2 separate regions of the Homo sapiens genome follow, and region 1 is linked to region 2. Evidence: read pairs that join two places in POLR2A ChIA-PET (ENCODE). Cell type or tissue: OCI-LY7. All regions are shown on one strand. Each heading gives the region's core, and the rest is flanking DNA. Links, peaks and the distances in the headings are about the cores only. Region 1 overlaps ACAP2 (ArfGAP with coiled-coil, ankyrin repeat and PH domains 2). Region 2 has its middle 35 kb from the start of ACAP2.

Region 1 (5,387 bases), core at 136-5,135, 83 kb before region 2:
AACCCTGTCTCTACTAAAAACACAAAAAATTAGCTGGGCATGGTGGTGCACGCCTGTAATCCCAGCTACTTGGGAGGCTGAGGCAGGAGGATCGTTTGAACCCAGGAGACGGAGGTTGCAGTGAGCTGAGATCATGCCACTGCACTTCAGCCTGGGCGACAGAGTGAGACTCTGTCTCCAAAAAATAAAAAAGAGACCTACTACTGTAGGTACTAATCATTATTTACAGCAAACGAGAATCAATGTTTCAAAAAGCTAACTTGTAAAATTTACCTTATCAAGTTTTAGTTCCAATTCTGCCACATCACCTTCTACTTCTTCCAAAGCTGCCCTAGAAAAATTAAATATAAAATAAGTTATTTCGTTTGTTTAAATGTACACTTTACTCTTGAAAAGTAACTCTAAATGAAAAGATAGATATGAATGCTTAAAAATTACACTTCACATGAAGTAATAATTACCTTGGAATTTAGTATCAATACTTCATAATCATGCAATACAACAGGTAATACAATTACTGTTTAGGACAATGACAGAACACATTACGCTAATTTATACTCAAAGCATTAGTATCATTCCAATTAATAACACAAAATACAGCTATTTAGCACGTACTTTTTAAATAAGTGAGAAATTTTAAAAGTTGAGGTGTACAAAGAATTGGATTTCTTGATAACAAAACACATGCAACCAAACTGCAAGGCGTTGTTGGCAACCAAGAAGAGCTTTTACTTTCAGAAATAGCTCAGAACAATACCACCCTTGTTTTGTTTCCAAAGTATTTTTTAATCAGTACCTAAGACTAATTTTCATCTCTCTTCTTCTCCTAGCAATATAATTTTAATACAGAAAAATTAGCAAAGGTTAGATTATGTAAAATGCAGAACTAAATAAGCCAAATATTGTCTTATTGACAAAAGAGAATACAATTATAATAACAGTTAGCACTTCATACCACACTACAAGGCAACATTTCAAAATTGGAAATTTGTCTGAAACAAAATAGCAGCAACTAAGTTTTGGGGATGAAAACATTTTACACTCAAGAGTATGTATAACAAAATGTAATTCATCTACTTTAAGTCATTTATGCCATTTTCATATATCTACTTGATAAACTAGCAATTCTCAAGTAGGTATTTTAAGATTTAACTAAATTTTTAAGTTGGATAGTAATGGGGGATTTACACTGAGTAAGATATTCTCAGGAGACAGAGCTAGGATGAAAACTATTTCCAGAACAAGCATGGTGGCTCACACCTGTAATCCCAGCACTTTGGGAGGCTGAGGGGAAGGACTGCTTGGACCCAAGAGTTCGAGAGCAGCCTAGGAAACACAGGAAGACCCTGTCTCTACAAAAAATAAAAAGATGAGCCAGGCGTGGTGGCTCACGCCTGTAGTCCCAGCTACTCAGGAGGCTGAGGTGGAAGGATCACTTGGGCCTAGGAGGTTGACGCTTCAGTGCACTCCAGCCTAGGTGCCACTGTCTCAAAATAAAACAAAAAACTCTATTTCCAGAACTCCCACTTCACCTCTGTGTGACCTCTGAATAATCATCTTATTGACTTGTGATTCTGCTTCTCCACTGGGTAACATTTATTTTTAAGAAGTGTTTAAATCTCTAAAATAAGAAAATAACTTTGAATTATTCAGTAAAGAAATGCCTATGATAAAATGAGATGCTCTAGCATATGACTGGAGAAAATGGAAGGTGCTGCACTCTGTAGCACAGAAACAGAAATACTTCTTCCTGACTAAAAGTTTCTCATTTGCTTCAGCAACGTTTTTCAAACTATGCATTGTCCCCTTAACCTAGAAAACATTTTTCATTCACATCAGTCCTCAGTCCCTTCACCTACTCATCATTTAAACTTAATTTACACACGAGAACAAATGTATGTGTATGAGGATATTCAGTGTAACGCGTTAGAAACCTAGATGTGCAGCAATAGGAAATAATGTAAATAAATTACCATATATCCATACCATTATGTGAGGCAGAAGATTTTAAATGAGGTTGATCTGTATCTACTGATATGGAAATCTGCACAGGATAGAGTATTATATTGGGGGGGGGGGAAGCAAGCTACAAAATTATATGCATAGCATGAGCTCAATTTGGGAGCATATTTATCAGTCTACGAACTACAACTCTGAAGAATGGGGATTTGATAGCAGAAAGTATAAATAAGGATTTGCGCTTTTTACTAAATTCTAGATTGTTTAACTATTTTCAGCAACTATGCATTTCTAAGCAACGTTTAAAGCTAATAAAGGGGAAAAAGAAGTCCAAACACCATCTCCCCAAGACATGGTCCTCCTGGAACCCCTCAACCACTCAAGCTGAATGGCGTACCCTCCCGTGCCCCTCCAGCACCTCACACACATTCTATCACTGTGCACCTCGCTCACTAGTCTCAGTTCCCCATAGCAGTACAGACACGCAAACAAAATGTTTGTTGAGCCAAGGGAGAAACTCACTAAGTACGCTAATTGTCAGATACCCTCTTCATTTACATTTTAACCTTTATTTATCTTTACTCAGTCTTCCATTTCTTTCAAGCAAATTAGTTGAAATGACCAGTTTGAGATTTAATCGTTGGTTTCTACTAAACAAATGGGTTGGGATAAACTTTTTGTAACTTCTCCAATCTTATTTCACTGTGCAATTCTACTAATTCACTTTTGTAAAACAACATGTTTAAAGAAAGGTAAGCAGCAAGGCACAGTGGCTCACGCCTGTAATCCCAGCACTTCGGGAAGCCGAGCTGGGCAGATCACTTGAGGCCAGGAGTTCTAGACCAGCCTGGCCAACAGAGCAAAAGCCAGTCTCTACTAAAAATACAAAAAGTAGCGTCAGGCCAGGAGTTTGAGACCAGCTTGGACAACAAAGCAAGACTCAGTCTCTCAAAAAATTCCAAATAAAAAATGTTAGCTAGGCACATAGTGTGTGGCTGTAATCCCAGCTACTGTGGATTCTGAGGCAGGAGGACTGCTTGAGCCCGGAGGATTGCTTTATTTAACCCAGGAGTTTCAAGTTACAGTGAGCTATGACTGCACCACTGCGCTCCTGCCTGGGCCACAGGGCAAGACTCCATCTCTTTTTTTTTTTTTTTTTTAAAGTAGGGGGTGGTAAAGACTAAATGAGGACTGTTCATATCATCAATCACAGTACATGACACAAAGAACAAAATCAATTCGCAGATGAATAGATGACTTCTATTCATTGAGATAGAACCATTCTGGGACATATGTTTAAAAAACTAATAAGTGAAATAAAAGAATTTACCCAACAATCTTTCAAAATATTAAATGATAGATATTAATTCTCTGCAATCCTCCCCAATTTTTACGAAGCACATAACTTTTATAAAAATGCAAGGCAATAAAGAGGCCAAAATTATAGACCCCTACCCTCCATAGCTTAAAATTTAATTTAAAAAAATCAAGTTATATACACATTAATAATGAAATAAAATATATGACTGAGCAGCAAAATGAGCAAAACAGAGAATAAGTAATAAGGGAGATAGATGTTAAGAGAAAGGGAAGAAAAGAGAAGACAATGAGCACAGTCACAAAGGTCAGCAAACAATTACCCAACAGGCAAGTTTGACCCATAACCTGTTTTTACAAAGTCTATAAGCTAAAAATAGTTCTTACATTTTTAAGTGGCTGAAAAATATTTTTAAAAAATAATATTTTGTGATGCATGAAAATTATATTAAACTCAAATTTCTGTTCCTCTAAAGTTTTACGGAAGCAGAGACAAGTTAATTCACTTCCGTAGTCTCTATGGCAGCTTCCACGCCATGATGGCGTAGTTGAGTAGCTGCAAGAGAGACCATATGGCCCACAAAGCATAAAATATTTACTATCTGGCCCTTTACAGAAAGTTTACTGACCATTAAGAATGTCAAATATAAGAACATGAATGAAAATCTTTTCTCATATATGAAATACATAAAAGAAAATAAAATTTGGACTTAGCTCTAGCAGTCTGTACTCTAAGAAGCTGAATAAGCCCAGAATTCAGAAAAACAGATACTTTATTTTTAATAACAATACCTTCATTCTCTTATCTATTCATGCATCATAGTTTTTTATTATCAATTGAAAAATAGTTACCTAAAAACATAAAACTAGAAGAGAAGCTGGGTGTGGTGGCTCATGCCTGTAATCCCAGCACTTTGGGAGGCTGAAGTGGGTGGATCACATAAGGTCAGGAGTTCAAGACCAGCCCAGCCAACATGGTGAAACCCCTTCTCTAATAAAAATATGAACATTAGCCAGGCGTGGTGGCAGGCACCTGTAATCCCAGCTACTAGGGAGGCTGAGGCAGGAGAATCACTTGAACCCAGGAGGTGGAGATTGCAGTGAGCTGAGATCGCGCCACTGCACTCCAGCCTGGGACACAAGAGCAAAACTCCATCTCAAAAAAAAACAAATAAGAAAACTAGAAGAGAAAAAAATCCAACAGCAAGTTTACCACCAAGACATGGCTATGAAATGAATGAGGCTCAAAAATAGAACTCTCTCCACTCAGATAACTGCATATTCTTGTAGCAATAAACTTTCTAAGCTACTGTTTGTAAAAAGAGTATACATTAAAATAACTAAATACATTAAATGTGTAACATGAGCATTACATTTTCCTTATAAAATTATTTTAAAGAAAAAAGAAGTATGGGCCGGGCACGGTGGCTCACGTCTGTAATCCCAGCACTTTGGGAGGCTGAGACAGGCAGATCACTTGAGGTCAGGAGTTCAATACCAGCCTGGCCAACATGGTGAAAACCTGTCTTACTAAAAATACAAAAATTAGCCAGGCATGGTGGCGCATGTCTGTAATCCCAACTACTTGGCAGGCTGAGGCAGGAGAATTGCTTGAACCCGGGAGGCAGAGGTTGCAGTGAGCCAAGATTGCATCACTGCACTCCAGCCTGGGAGACAGAGTGAGACTGTGTCTCAAAAAAGAAAAAAAAAAAAAAAAAAAAAGAAGAAGTATGCTAAATAATTATTTTTCCCATCCATTTAAAATCCTTAAAAACTAACAACCACCACCAAAAAAAAAAAACCCTTCATTCCAACTTGGCAATAGCCTTAAAATGAAATTAATAATTTAAAAAAAATTAGGTCACATGGTGATGCAATCTAAATTGCCAATAGCAGGATATTCAAGATCATTAATAGGCACATAAATATCCTCAAACATTAAAGGTGGATTTCAGGCTCTAAGTCATAACTACCTAATAAAGAAATCATCAAATAGAAATAAATATTCAAAATGTGCAGATTTTGAAACTGTTGTATTCTTTTGTTTTATATAATACATGTATTTCTAAAAGCTGCATGTAAATTGAATAACCGTTTAGAGACTCAGGAGA
Region 2 (5,387 bases), core at 129-5,128:
AGAGGGGAGGAGGGGAGGGGAGGGGAGGGGAGGGGAGAGGAGAGGAAAAGTCGACCGGGTGCGGTGCTTAAGCTTGTAATCCCAGCACTTTGGGAGGCTGAGGTGGGTGGATCACTTAATGTCAGGAGTTCAAGACCAGCCTGGCCAATATGGCAAAACCCCGTTTCTAATAAAAATACAAAATACAAAATTTAGCCAGGCGTCTTGCTGCATGCCTGTAATCCCAGCTACTCAGGAGGCTGAAGCAGGAGAATCACTTGAACTCGAGAGGCACAGGTTGCAGTGAGCCCAGATTGCACCACTGCACTCCAGGCTGGACAACAGAGTGAGACTCTGTCTCAAAAAAAGAGGCCTGGCGGGGTGGCTCATACTTGTAATCCCAGCACTTTGGGAGGCCGAGGTGGGCGGATCGCTTGAGGACAGGAGTTCAAGACCAGCCTGGCCAACATGGTGAAACCCCATTTCTGCTAGAAATATTAAAAAATTAGCCGGGCATGGTGGCAGGCACCTGCAATCCCAGCTACCTGGGAGGCTAAGGCAGCAGAATAGCTCAAACCCAGGAGGCAGAGGTTGTAGTGAGCCAAGATCACGCCATTGCAATCCAGCCTGGGCAACAAGAGCAAAACTCCATCTCAAACAAACCAACAAACAACAACCAAAAAGTCATCACATTTTTACTCACTTGCATTTACATAAAAAATCTAGAAGATCTCGAAAAGAAGAATACACCCTTCTGTTTTAATTTTTTAAATTAACAAATAAAATTATATATTTATGGTATGTACACACATTTTTGATTTATGTATATACATCGTGGAATAGTTAAATCAAACTAACACATCCATCACCTCATATACTTAGTTTTTCATCCTAAGAACATTTAAAATCTGCTCTTTCAGCAATTTTCAAGTATATAAAACACTGTTATTAATTTTTTTTTTTTTTTTTGAGACAGGGTCTCACTCTGTCCCCCAGGCTGGAGTGCAGTGGCACAATCATAACTCACTTCAGCCTTGACCTCCTAGGCTCAAGCAACCCTCCCGCTTCAGCCTCCCAGGTAGCTGGAACTACAGGCATGTACCACCACACCCAGCTCATTTTATTTTTTATGTTTTAGAGACAGCGTCTCACCATGTTACTTAGGCTGGTCTTGAACTCCTGGCCTCAAGTGATCCTCCTACCTCGGCCTTCCAAAGTACTGGGATTACAGGGGTGAACCACTGCACCCAGCCAAAACACTGTTATTAACTATAGTCACCATATTTAACAACAGATTACCCCAAGTTATTCCTTCATCTAACTGAAACTTTATGTCCTTTGACCAACATCTTTCCAACCCCAAACCCCAGCCACTGGCAACCATCATTCTACTCTTTTTTTTTTTTTTTCCAGACAGAGTATTACCCTGTCACCCAAGCTCTTTTTTTTTTTTTTTTTTTTTGAGGCGGAGTCTCACTCTGTCACCCAGGCTGGAGTGCAGTGGCACGATCTCAGCTCACTGCAAGCTCTGCCTCCCGGGTTCACACCATTCTCCTGCCTCAGCCTCCAGAGTAGCTGGGACTACAGGTGCCCATCACCATGCCCGGCTAATTTTTTTTTTGCATTTTTAGTAGAGACAGGGTTTCACCATGTTAGCCAGGATGGTCTTGATCTCCTGATCTCATGATCCTCCCGACTTGGCCTCCCAAAGTGCTGGGATTACAGGTGTGAGCCACCACGTCTGGCCCATTCTACTCTTTACTTCTGAGTTTGACTTTTTTAGATTCCACACGTAAGTGGGGTCATGCAGTATTTGCATTTCTGTGCCTGGCTTATTTCACTTAACATATGTCCTCCACGTTCATCCATGTCCTTGCAAATGACAGCATTTCTTTTTTAAGGCTGAATAATATTCCACTGTGTATATACACCACATTTTCTTTATACATTCAACTGTTGGTGGACACTTACATCTCTTCAACATACCAGTTTCATTTGCTTTGGATATATACCCAGAAATGGAATTGCTGGATCATACAGTAGTTCTATTTTTAATTATTTGAGGAAGCTTCATATGGTTTCCCATAATGGTTGTACCAATTTATATTCCCCAAACAGTTTACAAGGGTTCTCTTTTCTCCACATCCTCATCAACATTTATCTCTTATTTTTAATTCTTCAGAGAATTCTCATCAACATATGTAATACTATTTTTCCAGAATCTGGGCAAAAAAGAAAGCTAAGTGTTCAAAGTATAGTTCTCAAAATTCATTCAAGAGAAAGAAAACAAGCCACATACTGGGAGAATATATTTGCAAAAGATTTATATGATAAAGGACTGTTATTCAACATATACAAAGAACTCTTAAAGCTCAACAATAATAAAACAACCAGCTGGGCATGGTGGCTCACGCTTGTGATCCCAGCACTGTGGGAAGTGTGAAGATTGCTTCAGCCCAGGAGTTGGAGACCAGCCTGGGTAACATAGTGAGACCTTGGCTCTACAAAAAAATCTAAAAATTGGCTGGGTGTGGTGGCTCACATTTGTAATCCCAATAGTTTGGGAGGCTGAGGTGGGAGGATTGCTTGAGCTCAGGAGTTTGAGACCAGCCTGGACAACATGGTGAAACCCCATCTCTACAAGAAAAACAAAAATTAGCCAAGCACAGTGGCGCATGCCTGTAGTTCCAGCTACTTGGGAGGCTGAGGTGGGAGGATTGCTTGAGTCTGGAGGTTGTGGGTGTGCAGTGAGCCGTGATTGTGCCACTGTACTCCAGTCTGGACGACAGCAAGACCTTGTTTCTTAAAAAAAAAAAAAAAAGCTCCACATCACATATCATCTGGGAAATGCAAATCATTAGTGTGGCTAAAAACCAGAACACTTACAACACTAAATGCTGACAAGGATGTGGAGCAATAGGAACTCTCATTTATTGCTGGTGGGAAAATGGTTCAGGTGCATTGGAAGATAGCTTGGCAGATTCTTACAAAACTAAATAAAACTCTGACTGTATGATCCAGCAACTGCACTCCTTTGTATTTACCCAAAGGACCTGTACACGTTAAAACCTGTACACAGATGTTTGCAGCAGCTTTATTCATAATCTCCAAAACTTATAAGCAACCAAGATGTCCTCCGGTGGATTAATGGATAAACTATGGTATATACCGAAAACGGAATAACACTCAGTGTTAAAAAGAAATGAGCTATCCAGCCATGAAAAGATACGGAGGAAGCTGAAACGCATATTACTATGTGAAAGAAGTCAATCTGAAAAGGCTATATACTGTATGATTCCAACTAGAGGACATTCTGGAAAAGGCAAAATTATGGAACTAACAAAAAGCCCAGTGGTTGCCAGGGGTTGGGAGGAGGAAGGAATGAATCAGTGGAGAGGATTTTTAGGGCAGCGAAGCTCCTCTGTATGATATCACAGTGGTAGATATAGTGAAGCTCCTCTGTGTGATATCACAGCGGTAGATACAGGGAAGCTCCTCTGTGTGATATCACAGCGGCAGATATAGTGAAGCTCCTCTGTGTGATATCACAGCGGCAGATACAGTGAAGCTCCTCTGTGCGATATCACAGTGGCAGATACAGTGAAGCTCCTCTGTATGATATCACAGTGGTAGATACAGTGAAGCAGCTCTGTATGATATCACAGTGGTAGATACAGTGAAGCTCCTCTGTATGATATCACAGTGGTAGATACAGTGAAGCTCCTCTGTGCGATATCACAGTGGCAGATACAGTGAAGCTCCTCTGTGTGATATCACACTGGTAGATACAGTGAAGCAGCTCTGTATGATATCACAGTGGTAGATACAGTGAAGCTCCTCTGTATGATATCACAGTGGTAGATACAGTGAAGCTCCTCTATGCGATATCACAGGGGTAGATACAGGGAAGCTCCTCTGTGTGATATCACAGTGGCAGATACAGTGAAGCTCCTCTGTGCGATATCACAGTGGCAGATACAGTGAAGCTCCTCTGTGTGATATCACAGTGGTAGATACAGTGAAGCAGCTCTGTATGATATCACAGTGGTAGATACAGTGAAGCTCCTCTGTATGATATCACAGTGGTAGATACAGTGAAGCTCCTCTGTGCGATATCACAGTGGCAGATACAGTGAAGCTCCTCTGTGTGATATCACAGTGGTAGATACAGTGAAGCAGCTCTGTGTGATATCACAGTGGTAGATACAGTGAAGCTCCTCTGTATGATATCACAGTGGCAGATACAGTGAAGCTCCTCTGTGCGATATCACAGGGGAAGATACAGGGAAGCTCCTCTGTGTGATATCACAGTGGCAGATACAGTGAAGCTCCTCTGTGCGATATCACAGTGGTAGATACAGTGAAGCTCCTCTATGCGATATCACAGTGGCAGATACAGTGAAGCTCCTCTGTGCGATATCACAGTGGTAGATACAGTGAAGCTCCTCTGTATGATATCACAGCGGTAGATACAGGGAAGCTGCTCTGTGCGATATCACAGTGGTAGATACACTGAAACTGCTCTGTATGATATCACAGTGGTCGATATAGTGCAGCTCCTCTGTGCGATATCACAGGGGTAGATACAGTGAAGCTCCTCTGTATGATATCACACTGGTAGATATAGTGAAGCTGCTCTGTGTGATATCACAGTGGTAGATAGAGTGAAGCTGCTCGGTATGATATAACAGTGGGAGATACAGTGAAGCTGCTCTGTATGATATCAACAGTGCAGCTGCTCTGTATGATATCACAGTGGTAGTTATAGAGAAGCTCCCCTGTATGATATCACAGTGGTAGATATAGTGAAGCTGCTCTGTATGATATCACAGTGATAGATACAGTGAAGCTCCTCTGTGTGATATCACAGTGGTAGATATAGTGAAGCTCCTCTGTGTGATATCACAGTGGTAGATATAGTGAAGATCCTCTGTGTGATATCACAGTGGTAGATATAGTGAAGCTCCTCTGTATGATATCACAGTGGTAGATATAGTGAAGCTCCTATATATGATACCACAGTGGTAGATATAGTGAAGCTCCTCTGTGCGATATCACAGCGGCAGATACAGTGAAGCTCCTCTGTATGATATCACAGTGGTAGATACAGTGAAGCTCCTCTGTGCGATATCACAGTGGTAGATACAGTGAAGCTCCTCTGTATGATATCACAGCGGTAGATACAGGGAAGCTGCTCTGTGCGATATCACAGTGGTAGATACACTGAAACTGCTCTGTATGATATCACAGTGGTCGATATAGTGCAGCTCCTCTGTGCGATATCACAGGGGTAGATACAGTGAAGCTCCTCTGTATGATATCACACTGGTAGATATAGTGAAGCTGCTCTGTGTGATATCACAGTGGTAGATATAGTGAAGCTGCTCTGTATGATATAACAGTGGGAG

What was found. Peaks named below come from ENCODE experiments on the same cell type or tissue, not always from the same donor. Only the 100,000 strongest peaks of a DNase experiment are listed, where the experiment ranks them.
Region 1: POLR2A ChIA-PET joins it to region 2 with 5 read pairs; 2 of 35 experiments call an interaction of 5 or more read pairs at or near these places.

The regions. Positions count from the first base shown.
Region 1 is chr3:195,391,817-195,397,203 of GRCh38, forward strand. ACAP2 (ArfGAP with coiled-coil, ankyrin repeat and PH domains 2) reads right to left here. Exons shown (of 23, transcript NM_012287.6): 2 at 274-331. Among named protein-coding and RNA genes, the nearest start is that of ACAP2, 49 kb to the right of the region's middle. RefSeq lists an enhancer at 2,938-3,027. In OCI-LY7, for the core only: no CTCF peak of the experiment used is centred there; a DNase peak (open chromatin) is centred at 2,425.
Region 2 is chr3:195,474,921-195,480,307 of GRCh38, forward strand. No RefSeq gene overlaps it. Among named protein-coding and RNA genes, the nearest start is that of ACAP2, 35 kb to the left of the region's middle. In OCI-LY7, for the core only: no CTCF peak of the experiment used is centred there; no DNase peak of the experiment used is centred there.